Linked DNA regions of Homo sapiens: region 2 is linked to region 1. A link is a loop called in an ENCODE intact Hi-C map of the cell type or tissue named here. Cell type or tissue: CD4-positive, alpha-beta T cell. All regions are shown on one strand.

Region 1 (8,000 bases):
CAGGACTTATCAGCTTACAAAGCTTACAAAGTCTGTGCTCATTTTACCTCCTGATGTGGTTTCAGTGTTCAGTGACCCTTGTGATTATGACAGTAAGCGTTTTCTATGCATGTGGTAGAATGAGATGGCTCAAGTGAAAGGTTTTCCTTGACATAAGATGATCATAAAAAGTTCATTTTTTTTCATATTCTGTGATGAATCTGCCAGGCATGATTGCTAATGTGTTCTTCTTTTAGGTTCAGAATCAGTAATCTTTCTCCTTAGCATTTGCTGTTTTTAAAGAAGTAAAAGGTGATTTTGGCTGTGTTCATTAACAATGGGAATCCAAAGCAAATTTTTAAGACATCTAAATGTACTTTAAAAAAAAAAATTTTCAGGCCAGGCGCGGTGGCTCACACCTGTAATCCCAGCACTTTGGGAGGCTGAGGCAGGTGGATCATGAGGTCAGGAGATCAAGACCATCCTGGCCAACACGGTGAAACCCCATCTCTACTAAAAATACAAAAAAATTAGCCAGGCTTGCTGGAGGGTGCCTGTAGTCCCAGCTACTCTGGAGACTGAGGCAGGAGAATGGCGTGAACCCGGGAGGCAGAGCTTGCAGTGAGCCGAGATCACGCTACTGCACTCCAGCCTGGGCAACACAACGAGACTCCATCTCAAAAAAAAAAAAAAAAAAAAAAATTCAGATATACTGAAATCAAATTTTAGAAATTTCATCCCAGTTGTTCAAACTTTATACTTTGATTACTTTCATTAGATGCAATATAATTTATTAGAACATACACCATCTTTCAAAACCATATATATTTTTACTTTTTCTGCCTTTATTTCTGTTGATGGCAAATTCAGCTTAATATAGTGGTCGGTGCTAAATTTAGAGTAGTTGTAACGTGCTGGTGGAGGACTTTATTCCAAACTAGAATTCTAAGGCCTATTTGGAAGATTGGAAAATACCTCAGTATATCCAGTGTTGAAAGTCTGCAACTTTTTTCCAAAGCCCCGTTATAATACTTATATAATTAAATGTTCCAGTAATGTGAAATGTCTGAATTGATTGGAATTATGTCTTTTTTAGAGAATATCAGCATACCAAAGAAGAATTTAAAGAGAAAATCCCTACCCCCAAATTTATGGCAACATCAATTAAAATATCAGTGTAATTACAATGCCCAGTCATTTTATAATGAATATAGTTTTCTAAAGCACACAATTTTCCAGTAGTTTCAGCTAACTTTCAAAGAAAAAGTATTTAATCTTTATTTGAAGTATTAGTTAAAGAAAGGCAAAAACAGCTTGGATACAAGCACGCTGGAAATCATTCAAGATTCAAATTGTTAAAACTGATTCAATCTGTTCACTGTCTTGGGTGTTTCAGAGATTACTCACCTGTAGTAAATTGAAAAACCAGGAAACACTGTATTGTTACATTTTCCAGTTGGACCATTAAGTACTTTCTGGAGATTCCTTCTCTGAAAAATATGGGCATGACATGCACTGTTTATTATATTTGTTTTGAGAAGAAGATAATAATAGCAACAAAGAAGTAATCATCTTAAAGATGTACAAATATTCCCATATGGGCAACACATGAATTCTCAAGGTTAAGACACTTTGAAAGGGATTTTTGACTTTAGGGAAGTTACATGGGAATAGGATGGGAGAATCAAGCCAACCGTTATTAGTATGATTAAACCATTCTTATACAGGCATTACCTAGAATAGAAACAAGTCATCCAAAACCTGATTGAAGTGAGATAATGAGTATAATAAGCCACAGAAGCAAGAGAAATCAGGGTGCCTCCAAACAGCTTTGTTTGATTAGTGTATTAAATTTAGAGGTCTGTAACCTGGAAGGGAGTATTTAGTAGCATTAATATTTTTAGATGCTACTCCAAAAAATCTCACAAGTACTTTGTGACCCAGAGTATAATTCTTATTATCCAATTTCACTGTGAACATTTTATTCAAGGAAGAAATATTAGAACTTGTTAAAAGTACATGTCATAAATTTGTCAGAAATAATACGCCTCCTTCTTGTAAAATATTGATATTCTGGATGTATTTCTTACTATGATCTTAATTACCTGAAATCAATTTGGCATGCTTTGTAATATCTGTAAGGGGTTCTTGCCCATCTCAAATCAATAAAATATTTTATGTATTGAAGATGTTTCTGTTTTAGCAGTCAGATCCAGCCAGCAGAGCAGATTTCTGAGTCTGATATTGAATGGTTTTGTTTTGGAACATTGTGGATTGTGAACATTTTTGTGGTGGGAGCCAAAGAGAATAGAGCTTTGTCCTATGAATGTATATTCTAAAATTAGTCAAAATTTAACTTGTTTAGTTTAAATATTTCAAAATATATTTTCAACTCCTCAACTTTAAAATTATAAAAATATTGTTGACAAATATCCATTTTTTTCTTACCACAAGCCACTTTTCAGTATACTAAGAGAATAAGAATTAAGTTCAAAACAGCAATCAATGTATCCCTGGGAAAACAAGTTCTGATGATTTTGTTTTTTGTGTAAATCTGTTCAAGCTGAATCTAACCATGTGTAAAGGAGCTAGAGACCAGGCCCTGCAACCTGTGCTGCCCTCTCTTTAACAAGGTTTTGGTCAATAACTATAACTGAACCACAAAAACAGATTATATATCCTAATTTAAGGGACTTTGGGGTTCTGTTTTGGAGAAACTTTATGCCCCGGCTCTTGCTTGAATAAGAAAATTCTGACAAACATAGCAAAATCCAGGTTGATGCTGGCTTCTGTTGAGGAACTAAGGAGAAGGCCAAGGGCTTAAACTATACTGTGTACAAGAAGCAGCTGAAAGGTACCCTTTGTGATTCTTTTGGCTAGTTAGAAATTTTTCAAAAGTATATCTTGTTCTTAGGAGGCAACCTCTAGACTCACACATAATGAGCAGCCTTGGAAAATTGTCTTCACCTGATGGCTCCATTTTTAGCAGTCATTCTGAAACCTAGCACTGGGGGAGATTAACAGAAATCAAGTTCTTCTGTGAAGGCAGTTGAGACTCTTTTACTCATTCCAAACACACAATTTAAAGGAGTGTAAAAAAAGAATGTGACATGAACACAATACCTATTGCAGAATCCACATATAGAGATGGTCAGAAATTGTCAGACCTAGAAAGTTCTCAGAGTTAGAGGTCATTTATTACAAATTGCTCACCTCTTTTTCTTATCAAGTAAACAGAGGACTGGGGTGATTTAGTGACATTCTTGCTAAGGCATACTTATGTGACAAGGTGCAGAAGTAATTGGCTAAATGGCAAATTGAAACTAAAATTCTTGTTTGAAATCTATTTTTCAGATTATGCTTCTTAAAACTTGTCTTAAATCAGTTACTTAAATCCTCAAAATATTTCAAAGCTTTGTCATTAGCTACCAGATGAAGAACAAATGCTTCCAGCTGGTGTTCAATATCTTCTGATTTTCCTTTACGGTGGAGGTCAGAAAGCTCAAATACCTGCTGAAATCAGTTACCTAAGAATTGTTGAAGCAAGATTTATGAAAAATGTTTATCTTTATTACAAAACAACAACAAAAACTCAGCCTAGTCATAAAAATAGAAGGCAACGGACATTTGCAGAGGTAATAGGAAGTGTTAGGGACTGTGGCCTTCAACACAGTACCTTCCCTGACCTGCAGGGGTCTACTTCTGCTCAAATTCATTGATTACTGACATGTGGGGATGCAAACCCAGCATTGCTATCAGAATTTTAGATTTTTCGAGAAGCCAAACATTTAGAGTTGTATGTGTAATCTCCCAATATTTAAATACTGGTTGTTAAACACCCACTTTCTTTCTCTTGCTCATTCTCTCCTTCTTATTATAGTTAGGAAACTAAATACTGAGCAGGTCAAACAAATCATCAATTTGCTCAATTCAGCTCTGGTCTGACATTTACTCCCTAGGTATTGTAGTAGGTGTCTCTTACTCCCTGTATATAGGCTTTATGTTCCATGCTCCACCTTTCTCCTATCATGACTTCCATGGTCTTGCCTCTTTGCCTTTGTTCTTATAGTTCTTATCCCCAGGAAAGCCTTATTTACATCCAGTTTATTGAAAACTTAACCTACCATCACAATCGACCTCAAATTCTTTTTTTTTTTTTTTTTGAGACGGAGTCTCGATCTGTCACCCAGGCTGGAGTCCAGTGGCATGATCTCGGCTCACTGCAAGCTCTGCCTCCTCCAGGTTCACGCCATTCTCCTGCCTCAGCCTCCTGAGTAGGTGGGACTACAGGCACCCGCCACCACGCTCGGCTAATTTTTTTTGTATTTTCAGTAGAGACAGGGTTTCACCGTGTTAGCCAGGATGGTCTCAATCTCCTGACCTTGTAATACGCCCGCCTTGGCCTCTCAAAGTGCTGGGATTACAGGCGTGAGCCACCGCGCCCGGCCGCTACCTCAAATTCTATGTCCTCCATAAAACTCCTCTCAATCCTCTCTGCCAGGCATCCCACTTCCTTTTACATTTCCTGAGTAATCTCTTTTGTGCTCCATTGCTTAACTCTGCCTTGTACATTTGCTGTTTATACTTTTATGCTCCTACTCACTATAAGATGCATGAGGCAAGACCACCTCTGGAAACTCCACTGTCTGCAAATAACACCTAAATATAGAGGAAACTCAAATCTGATTTTGAACTTATCAACAGTTGGGAAGGAAGATTCTCTGTGTTTGAGCATTTTTGTTTCCACCTAAAAACTGTAGGTCATCTGCTTATTAAAAGTAGGTGGGTTCATCCAATCCCTTTCTTCCTCCCCATAGCCCAGATACCATTGCACTGTATATGTCAGAACTCACTTTCGTGGCACATAATGTGATGTGGAATCTACTTTTAAGGAGGAAAAGTATCACTGTACAGGAAGATCAGCTGGTATATAGAAAGTTGATTCTAGCCAGGATGATGTGCCTATTCCCTCCTCAATAAAAAGGCAACAGATTTATTCATTCTTCTTCTCATTTAGGGCCCTTTTTATTCCTCTTTCTGATACCATGAAATATTGTTCAATATTCAGAGTTGATGTTTTGGGCCTGAACTTTCTTTGCTATACCACATTAAGTTCTGAGCTCCTGATCAGATAACAGGCAATCAGGTAGGCCTCTGCACAGCAAGTAAATGACCACAGAGTACATTGAGAACTTAGTCATGCATATTTAAAAGCATTTAGCCTGAGCACATTTTTATTGATGAATGATAAATGCTTTGACATACCACCATCTTGCTACTTAAATTTAAACACATCCCGGTAGTTAGTCCCTCAACTTTTAATTGTAAAAAAGCCTTTATAGAAAGTCATGCTTTTGTTCCACTCATTCACTAGGCCGAGGTCTTTAATTATAGTTTAAGAAATTTTACTGTAGCCAGGACATGCCCTAAGCTATATTCTAATGAGCAGAATTGTAGTTCTGTTTATATCTGGCATAATAAACATTAAGGGACCATTACAAACATTTAGCATTAAAATTATTAAAAGATAAGGTGTAAGGAAGGGATCCAGTTTCAGCTTTCTACATATGGCTAGCCAGTTTTCCCAGCACCACTTATTAAATAGGGAATCCTTTCCCCATTGCTTGTTTTTCTCAGGTTTGTCAAAGATCAGATAGTTGTAGATATGCGGCGTTATTTCTGAGGGCTCTGTTCTGTTCCATTGATCTATATCTCTGTTTTGGTACCAGTACTGTGCTGTTTTGGTACCAGTACTATGCTGTTTTGGTTACTGTAGCCTTGTAGTATAGTTTGAAGTCAGGTAGCGTGATGCCTCCAGCTTTGTTCTTTTGGCTTAGGATTGACTTGGCGATGCGGGCTCTTTTTTGGTGCCATATGAACTTTAAAGTAGTTTTTTCCAATTCTGTGAAGAAAGTCATTGGTAGCTTGATGAGGATGGCACTGAATCTATAAATTACCTTGGGCAGTATGGCCATTTTCACGATATTGATTCTTCCTACCCATGAGCATGGAATGCTCTTCCATTTGTTTGTATCCTCTTTTATTTCACTGAGCAGTGGTTTGTAGTTCTCCTTGAAGAGGTCTTTCACATCCCTTGTGAGTTGGATTCCTAGGTATTTTATTCTCTTTGAAGCAATTGTGAATGGGAGTTCACTCATGATTTGGCTCTCTGTTTGTCTGTTATTGTTGTATAAGAATGCTTGTGATTTTTGTACATTGATTTTGTATCCTGAGACTTTGCTTCAAAATGGATTAAAGACTTAAACATTAGACCTAAAACCATAAAAACCCTAGAAGAAAACCTAGGCATTACCATTCAGGACATAGGCATGGGCAAGGACTTCATGTCTAAAACACCAAAAGCAATGGCAACAAAAGCCAAAATTGACAAATGGGATCTAATTAAACTAAAGAGCTTCTGCACAGCAAAAGAAACTACCATCAGAGTGAACAGGCAACCTACAAAACGGGAGAAAATTTTTGCAACCTACTCATCTGACAAAGGGCTAACATCCAGAATCTACAAAGAACTCAAACAAATTTACAAGAAAAAAACAAACAACCCCATCAAAAAGTGGGCAAAGGACATGAACAGACACTTCTCAAAAGAAGACATTTATGCAGCCAAAAAACACATGAAAAAATGCTCACCATCACTGGCCATCAGAGAAATGCAAATCAAAACCACAATGAGATACCATCTCACACCAGTTAGAATGGCAATCATTAAAAAGTCAGGAAACAACAGGTGCTGGAGAGGATGTGGAGAAATAGGAACACTTTTACACTGTTGGAGGGACTGTAAACTAGTTCAACCATTGTGGAAGTCAGTGTGGTGATTCCTCAGGGATCTAGAACTAGAAATACCATTTGACCCAGCCATCCCATTACTGGATATATACCCAAAGGACTATAAATCATGCTGCTATAAAGACACATGCACACGTATGTTTATTGCGGCACTATTCACAATAGCAAAGACTTGGAACCAACCCAAATGTCCAACAATGATAGACTGGATTAAGAAAATGTGACACATATACACCATGGAATACTATGCAGCCATAAAAAATGATGAGTTCATGTCCTTTGTAGGGACATGGATGAAATTGGAAATCATCATTCTCAGTAAACTATCACAAGAACAAAAAACCAAACACCGCATATTCTCACTCATAGGTGGGAATTGAACAATGAGAACACATGGATACAGGAAGGGGAACATCACACTCTGAGGACTGTTGTGGGGTGGGAGGAGGGGGAAGGGATAGCTTTAGGAGATATACCTAATGCTAAATGACGAGTTAATGGGTGCAGCACACCAGCATGGCACATGTATACATATGTAACTAACCTGCACATTGTGCACATGTACCCTAAAACTTAAAGTATAATAATAATAAAATAAAATAAAATAATTAAAAGATTCAGGGATTTTAAAATAAAAATACCCATTTCCCAGCCACCTAATACATAATCATTAATTTGATGTCTTCTGATTTCTTTCAGGTTTACACCAAAATATGCAAATACTTTTTACCTAGTTTTAAGTATACTTTATGTAAACTTTTTCTAGACTGCTCTTTTACATTCCCCATATTCCAGTAGATTGTTTTATCTTTTGATGGAAAATTATCTATAGATATAATAGGACCTAAATATCTATATTTTGAAGGATGCTGTTTTTACAGAAATCAATAAAAATATAGAATCATAAATCAGCAATGACTATAGGCTCTCCCTAAAAATACAGGCTCTCGCTTCAATAGTGTATTGTTTGCTGATGCTGGAAGTGCAGTCCTAAGATCACTATACAGAATAGATTCATAGAGGACCTGAGGAAATATTGAAAGGCAGATGCTCACCAGTATTCATCTTTAAAAACGTATAACTTGTATTTATGAAAAAATTGACTACTGTTAGAAAAGAATTGACACTGGTGTCATATCAGCCAGTCATGAGTTACTTATGGTCTAAGAGTTATCCTTAGGAGGTTTTCTGAGGGAATCCTGGGAATTCCC
Region 2 (8,000 bases), 56 kb before region 1:
AAACTCAACTGGTTCTTTGATATTAGAGTGGTACATGTTCCTACATGTAATTGGTAGTTAATAAGTTTGTTAGAATAAAATCTTTTTTGCTGCACTTCTACATAGAGAGATGTGTGTAAAACATATGCAAGTCATCTTTTTAGGTAAGATGCAATTGTAAATAAGAGCAAGATACTATTTTTAAAAAGAAAAACACCCTCTGCAGTACTCTGTAGTATTATTTGTTTACAGCTGAGGTAATTTAAATTGAACCAAACTAAGTGATCAAGTTTTGCTTCAACTCAAAATGAATATAAATTACTAAATCTCAAATTGTAAAGAAGATTTAAAGCAAGGGTGTGCAATCTTTTGGCTTCCCTGGGCCACACTGGAAGAAGAATTGTCTTGGGCCACACATGAAATGCACTAACACTAACAATAGCCCATGAGCTTAAAAAAAAAATCACGAAAAAAGATATCCTAATGTTTTAAGAAAGTTTACGAATTTGTGTTGGGTGTGCATAGGACAAGCTTGGTTTAAAGTTTTAAGGTTTAAAATGTTCATATATAGACGTGAAATTTGTGTTGAGCAGTAACATGTAGTAAGTGCTCTGTGATGGTCGATTTCTTCCTGATGAAGTAAAAGAGATTTTGCAAAGTAATTGCAAATTAATGCTAATCAAGCTTTCTTCCTTCATATGATCAAGATGAGACTATAAATACACGCGAATATATAACCATTCTATTTAGAAAAATAAGATTTCACTAGATAAAATGTAAGTAGTGTATAAACAGATATGTCCCTAGATTATGAACAGATTTTGTTCCAAATATTTACTTGAATTCAGCATTCTGGAATTTTATATGCAAATTTCTATACATAAAAATGAAATGAGTAGATATATTCCTCAGTTTTACTAGTAAAATTTATTTTACCTATACTGTACTTCAACAATAGAACGAATTCTATTTTAGGTCCTATTCTCCATGTAGTATATTGTTAATAAGGGAAAACATTCTGAATTTTAAATGAATTTTCTGGAACACATTTGGTTTCAGACCTCTGGTCTTGACATAAAATGAATAAACTGAATACCCACAGATTAGAGCACATCCTCCTATATTTTCTCAGAAATAAGACAAAGGTTCATCAAGTAAGGGGCTGAAGGATGAAGTTATTTACTTAGATTTACTATGGGTTTCTAGGACAACTATTTGAAAAACTGTAAATCTAAGTGATTCAAATTCTGAGTATCAATGTAGATCATAGCACTTAGAACTTAGGAGCTGGATGGAACTTTAGATATGATTAAATTGAGCATATCATTCTAAACTGAACAAGCTGAATAACAACTCTTTCTCCTCCCTCTTCATTTAATTCATAAGCACAGGTTAGGGCCAAAGAATATCCACGCCTTTGCCTGGCCTGTTTTACTTGTTGGTAAGGTACAAGGTAGCCATATAGCAAGACAGTTATAGTTGAAGGCCCTGTGACAAGCAATGCTTATCTTTCATTACAACTTTCTTTCATTAAAGCATCCATTGTTACCAGAGTCTACTCATTGTGCAAATATTTCTTGAATTTCTCTCCTTTGTGCATGATCCCAGTTGATGGGTAAATATAGAAACCAATAAAATGTGGTTTTTATCCTCAAGAAGATTATGTTTTTGGTGAGAAGATACAAGTCTTCTTCAATTCAAGAGTTTAATCAAGAAGGTAAATACATGCTTGCAAAATAAATGAATCAGATGAGCTAACACAAGCTCAGAGGAGGGAAAGAATGCTATATGGTAGAATTGAGATTGACTGATGGCCCGTGGAAAGGCAGGATCACTGAGGCTGGGATCTAAACTATTTGATTAAGTGTGGATGAAAATGAAACAAAAGTACAGAACATGGGAAAAAAAGAACTCAATACCAATTGGTGATTTATTGGAAAGAGTCAATGAGAGGGAGAAGTACAGGTTTCATGTGTGAAACCTGTAGTAAGCCGCACTAATTTTCTAACCAGTTGAGTAGAGGCAGAAATAGCCTGATATAGTCAAAATGGCCTTGGACTTGGGGACGGAGGAGTTGTCAGGATACAGAGGTTCATCTCTTTAACATACCAGAAATACAATTTTGAATAAAATGATCAACTTCTCTTATCTAATGCTTCTTGAAATGTGAAACAAAAGGTTTGAATTTAGTATCTAAAGTCCCACCCAGCACATGATTTCTAAGTGCTTGGATTCAATTTTGATGAAAATAGAGTAGTGAAGCAGCTGCAGAACAAAAAGGAGAAACCTTTTCAGAGGACCAGAAGGAAGCTGGAGTGGTTGGTGATATACTGGGAAGTGATGCACTAGGTAGAGAAATCAGTGAGTCTTGAGGGGCATTTTGCATTTGGAAATGGTATTTGGGTCTGACCCAAGACTTTGTATTGGTACCTTAGATCCCCTTCTGCTAAGCATACCTGTTCTTTAGTTACCCTTTTCTCTCTTTCCCTGTCATAGCTCCTCTACCCCAACTGGATGCACCCAAATGGTAGAAGGTAGAATAAGGGGGAGATGCTCTGCTTCTCTTATTGTGGTTGTCCATGGATCTCTTGCTTTTCCCCTTTTATTTGAGCATTTTGAATTGCCACCAATATTGGCAACTGCAACTGTGCCTCTTTGGTTTGTATGTCCAAGGCCAATGATATAATAGCTATATCCTTCGAACCTGCCCAGACATACCTAGAGAAAACATTTTCAGGTATCTCTAGGTAGGTGTGAGCTAGGAGGAAGGTTAGTTAGGAGCAGAGACCAAAAAGAGATATAATGAATGCAACTCTATGAATCACAAGGGAAAAAGTCTCTAATTGCAGAAGGAGCAGTAACAGTTTTAAGCTGGAGAGCCTGGGTTGGTGCCCAAAGCATTTCTTTGTTTGCCAAAAGCTGCCTCAATGTGGTATTTCCATCAACACCTATTTGTTGAGAGCCTACTCTGTGCCAGACACTATTATACAGGCTGTAATTTTCTATTGGCTCTAAGCCATTCTGATACATAAAAATATAGTTTCCTCAAAAGAGATTAGTATTTTATAATCTAGTTCAGCTTCATGTGTTAGCACTTAGTCTGAATATTTGCCATTGTGAAAATATGCAATATCTATGTATTTTTCAGACATGAGCCAAAGTATTGAAGTGCTTCATACTTAATTGTTCTTCAAAGTGTTCAATCTTTAACCAAAATATTTCTCAAGAAGTATTTCATGGATATACTTGTTATTTATTTTTGTTCTCTGAAAGAAATGCCTCCTGATGTTAAAAATCATTTTGCTAATATCTCAGTCTTATTCCTTTTTAGAGTCCTCTACACTCTATCAATATAGAACTAGCTACAGTTACCAGAAAGTGCTATATTGTTTTGTGCCTCTGGATCTTTGAATATGCTAGACTCCCAGCTGGGAATGCACTTCCTTGCATGAAAAATGACCACACAATATTCTTTACCACAGTTCAAGAATCAACTCCTTTGATCAGCTCTTTTACGCTAATTAGAATGCCCGTTTCCCCACTTGAGGCCCAATGTATTCTATATAAATTCCTATTGTTGTAATTCTCACATAATATTCATAATTATTTGTCCAGTTTTCTTTTCCCATCTTGTGATTTCCCATAAAATCATAAGATTTTATGAACTTATTGAGGACAGAGATTATGTCTTATTTGTGGTTATATCCTCAGGGCACAAAAAAGAGAAACTCAATATATGTTCAGTAAATTCATTGAATGAATAAATGAATCAATGAACAAACAAGCAAATGCCATATGCATGCATATATTCAACTCCTAGGAACACATTTTACTGGTATTTTATATCTTATATTTATTTATAATATATAAATATTTTATATATTATATATAAATAAATACAAATATTTATTTATATATAATATATAATATAATATATTTATTTATATATAATATATAATTTATAATTATATAAATATATAATATATTTATATATAATATATAATTTTATTATATATTAATTATATATATAATAAATATATATAATATATAATTTTATTATATATTAATTATATATATAATAAATATATATAATATATAATAATATTATATACATTATATATAAATATAAATATTTATATAATATATAATATAATATATTTATTTATATATAAATATATAATATATAATTATATAAATATATAATATATTTATATATAACATATAATATAATATAATAAATATATAAATAAATATAAGATAATAAATATAAGATAAGACCCTTTTCTGAAGATACTTCTAAGAAGTATCAGCAATACATTCTATGGGATGCGTATAATGGTTCCTGGATAATATAAAGAAAGAAGGCTTTCCTTTCTCAAAAAGGCAGTCTGTTATAAAAGTCTTTGTAAGTTGAAAACATTTTTTTTGAAAAGCAGAACCCTGTAGTTAAAGAAAATTCAGCAGCCTAAATTCTTTACTACATGTGTGGGTATAGTGAAAACATTTAGCTATCTGATATTACACTATCGTTGACTTCTCAGTTTTAGTATTCAGAGAATGACCTGAACTTAGCTGTGTTAAGTTGCCTGCTCCACAGGAAACCACCTCTGTAACTGTTGCTTGCTGCTTTCTCTTTAGGCAACACCCAAAGCCACTGTCAGATGTCATGGAGATGAGACCTCACAAGGTAAGTGCAAAGAAAACAGGAACAAATACATTTTCAAACAGAACTTGGTGAAAACATTGGCCCAAGAATGATAGGAAGCACCGCCTTTTGGGGATCCCTATTTGGGCTGTGGAAGGGACATATAGCCCTGTTTTATATGGAATCATATATGGTGTGAGGGAAATGAGTCAGATCCTGGGTTCCCAAGTGGCCTATCTGAGACAGAAGCAGGTTATGTTGTCTAGACAAAAGGAAATGCTTTGTTTTTTGAGGGAATGTTATCAGAATTTTAAAAGCCAAATGATGGCTAGAGAATATAACTAAAATTTTATTGACACTTTGTTTTTTAGAAGGCTTTTTCCCTCTTTCTTTTTGTTTCATTCTAACAGTCTATCTTTTTGCCCAAGATGCAAATTGAAACTTAATTAAATCCATGATTCCAAAGAGATATAGGCCTTATTACACAGCAGGCATTCTCTGGCTTTTCTTCACATCTGGAGTTTTAAACTTTGGGGTATTAATATCATGTCTAAGATTTCTTGTAGTCTTGGTTTGCTAAATAGAGGATACATGGCTATTTTAAATGAGGGTTTCATAATCACCCAAAAATGCTACAAATTTCAACGTGAAATAGCTTTTTCCTACATTGTAAATATTAGATGATTAAGCATTCCTTATGCCTTTTGCATGAAAAGGCAACATAGACTTTATTAGATATCTGCGGTTCTCATTCTTTGAGTATTTGCCTCCCTATTGACCTTCAGGCCTTTTGTGCTTCTTTAAAGCCGTTTCCATCCCCCCTACTTCCTCCTTCACAGAATGTAAGATGTCAGTGGAAGAAGATGAAACCAGAGGTTTTAAGAAAAGATTGGACAATAATAACTAAAACAAGTTCCTTTAGCTTTTATTTTTACCCATTTTATGTATTTTTATTGATATAAATTGCTTTATTATGATTATAGTTGAAAGTCAACATTTTGGCATATTAAAAAGACCATTTCCTTCCAACCTAGAAAATTCTATCTCATGATGATACATGTTAGGCCTCTTAGCAACTTATTCTGTCCTATAGCTGTGTGTGGCCACTGCCAATTTGTAGTCCCCAGTTCTAGTCCTGTCAACTATTTCTCCAGAGGTAACTGGACCAGAGATTATACCAGAATTTTATTTTATTTTTCTCAGATGGAGATTTTTTTTCACTGTGAAACTGTCTGGTTTCCCACTGATGGGTCTAATATACAGAGCTTTCTGGGTTTGACAGATGTGATAAACTAACAAGAATATTTGCATTTGTGTAGCTTTTATATACAGATATTTCACTCTCCTAATACTTTTTCAAGTTATAGATAAATGTTTTTTAAAAGCAAACTGAAACGGCTGACAAACAGCTGCTGCATAGACTTTGGAACCTGGCTGCCTATGTTTGTAGACTGCTCATAGAAATGTGAGTTCTGATAGCCTTTTTGGAGATGAATCTAGCAATATATGTGGATATTTATTGTGGCATTTGCTGAAGTTCCTTCTATAGCCTACCAGGCACTGCATCACCTGGACCTTGGGCAAGATATATGTCTGGTCCCTTTTCCTGCCCTTCTGTCACTCTGCATTTACTGTAGTGGCATTCACAAGTGTTCCCAGTCTCGCTGAGTATCTCTCCCTCAGAACTCGGGTGCTTGCTGCTTGCTGTTCCTTCTGACTGGATTGCTCCTCTCTTAACAGGCCTCATGGCTTACTCCCTCAAGTCATTCAGGTTTCTGATCAAATACCTCCTCAGAGAGCTCTTCCCTGGCTACCCCATTTAAAGTAATAAGAAATTTCCTGTAACTTTGTATCCCCTTGTTTAGCTTCATAAAAATATAACATTATGTTACATATTAAATTAGTGCCTGTCCCCTCCACTAGAATGGATTCTTTAGGAAAGTGGGAACTTTGTTTTGTTCATTGCTCTATTCCTGGAGTTGAACAGGCGCATAGAGTGTATTAAGACTTGTTGCATGAATAATTTGTGGTAGCAAATGAACGAAAAGATAAAGCAAATAGAATATCCTTTGGTAAGAGAATGGTTAGATAAATTGTGGCATATCAATAATATGATGAAGTCATCAAGAAGAATAGAATTAGATCAATGTCATCCAGGGAGTTTCAAAGTTTATTATTAAGGAAGAAGTGGAGGTGCAGAAAAGTTTGTATAATAGGACCCTGAGCAGTGATCTACATATATATGTATCTATCCATCTATTTAATCTATCTATCATCACATAAGAATGATTCATATAGTAGGATATTCACCAGGTCATAAGCATTAGCTTTGTAGGGAAATTGTGCAGTGTGATTTTGTTGAACAGGGTATGGAAACGGAGACTAGAGGGCTCAAAGTTGGCTGAAATATGTAAAATGATTGCCAATTTGGGATACAGCTTCACTTGCTTTTGCTAAATACACTTCAGAGCAACTTCAGTCATATCTTTCTCCCCTTGCCACCCACACTGTGACTTAGTGTCAAACTCTGACCCATGGTTGCTGTCTTGGCCTCCCTTAATTACTCTCCTTCGGAATTCCGTGTTGGTGCTCAGTGCTTCCATGCTGAAGTACAAGTTCCAGGCAGTCAACTTGTCTTGTCTTTGACTACTACTTAGAACCTCTTTGCATTCCTTGAAAAAAGGCATTTGTCTCTTACTGATGTGTTTTGCTCGTGTTTCTCATGCAATGAGTCCTTGATGTTCTTACAGCTGTTGCTGATCACTTTTTGGGGGGTTTTGAGGAAAAACTATGAAATTGATTCTAGACAATTTAGGCTTTTGTGGTTCACTGGGGCCCATAAAACTACTGAGCTGGGGAAGTGTGATTGGGAGAATAATGATATTTATTCAACGATAATGTGCTTCACATACATAAAGAGAACTCTGCACAGCCCCCGATAGAAAGTTACGGAAACATTCTCAAGTTAGAAACAGTAAATGTTTTGAAAATAAAGTGGCACTGTCTTAGAAATGCAAGAAGGCAGAAGCAAAATATTAGATTTGATAATTAAGAATATAATTAATGATGAGAAACCCCATATTTTAGAGTAAGACTATATCCCATTTATCATGGCTTTCAGTCATTTGAAAATTTATGTTCGTTAGTTTGATTGTATTTTCCACCAGCTCTAAGGAGGAGCTGGAAGGGTGTGTACTTTTTTCATTAACATTGGATTGCAATATTCAGGCACCTATCTGTTCTTACTTTAAACAGAATAATTTAGGAATGTTAGTTCTAAACTCAAGCTGAGACAAGATAAAGATTTTGTAGTGATTTTCATTTGAGAAGATACAAAAGTTTTGCTAATTCACAAGTGTGTTACTTATATCCTTAT

The links. Hi-C counts contacts between places; a loop is a spot of excess contacts. Peaks named below come from ENCODE experiments on the same cell type or tissue, not always from the same donor. Only the 100,000 strongest peaks of a DNase experiment are listed, where the experiment ranks them.
Region 2: it touches region 1 in a loop (1.8-fold over the local background); 6 of 110 quality-filtered maps call a loop at or near these places.

What each region holds. Positions count from the first base shown.
Region 1 is chr2:181,175,331-181,183,330 of GRCh38, forward strand. All of the region lies in intron 1 of LINC01934 (long intergenic non-protein coding RNA 1934), which reads left to right. Among named protein-coding and RNA genes, the nearest start is that of LINC01934, 55 kb to the left of the region's middle. In CD4-positive, alpha-beta T cell, a CTCF peak has its summit at 3,698; a DNase peak (open chromatin) is centred at 3,661.
Region 2 is chr2:181,119,315-181,127,314 of GRCh38, forward strand. It overlaps LINC01934 (long intergenic non-protein coding RNA 1934), which reads left to right and starts at 4,523. Exons shown (of 5, transcript NR_130784.1): 1 at 4,523-4,666. RefSeq lists an enhancer at 4,790-4,889. In CD4-positive, alpha-beta T cell, no CTCF peak of the experiment used is centred here; DNase peaks (open chromatin) are centred at 4,627, 5,437 and 7,367; H3K4me3 peaks cover 3,218 bases; H3K27ac peaks cover 3,773 bases.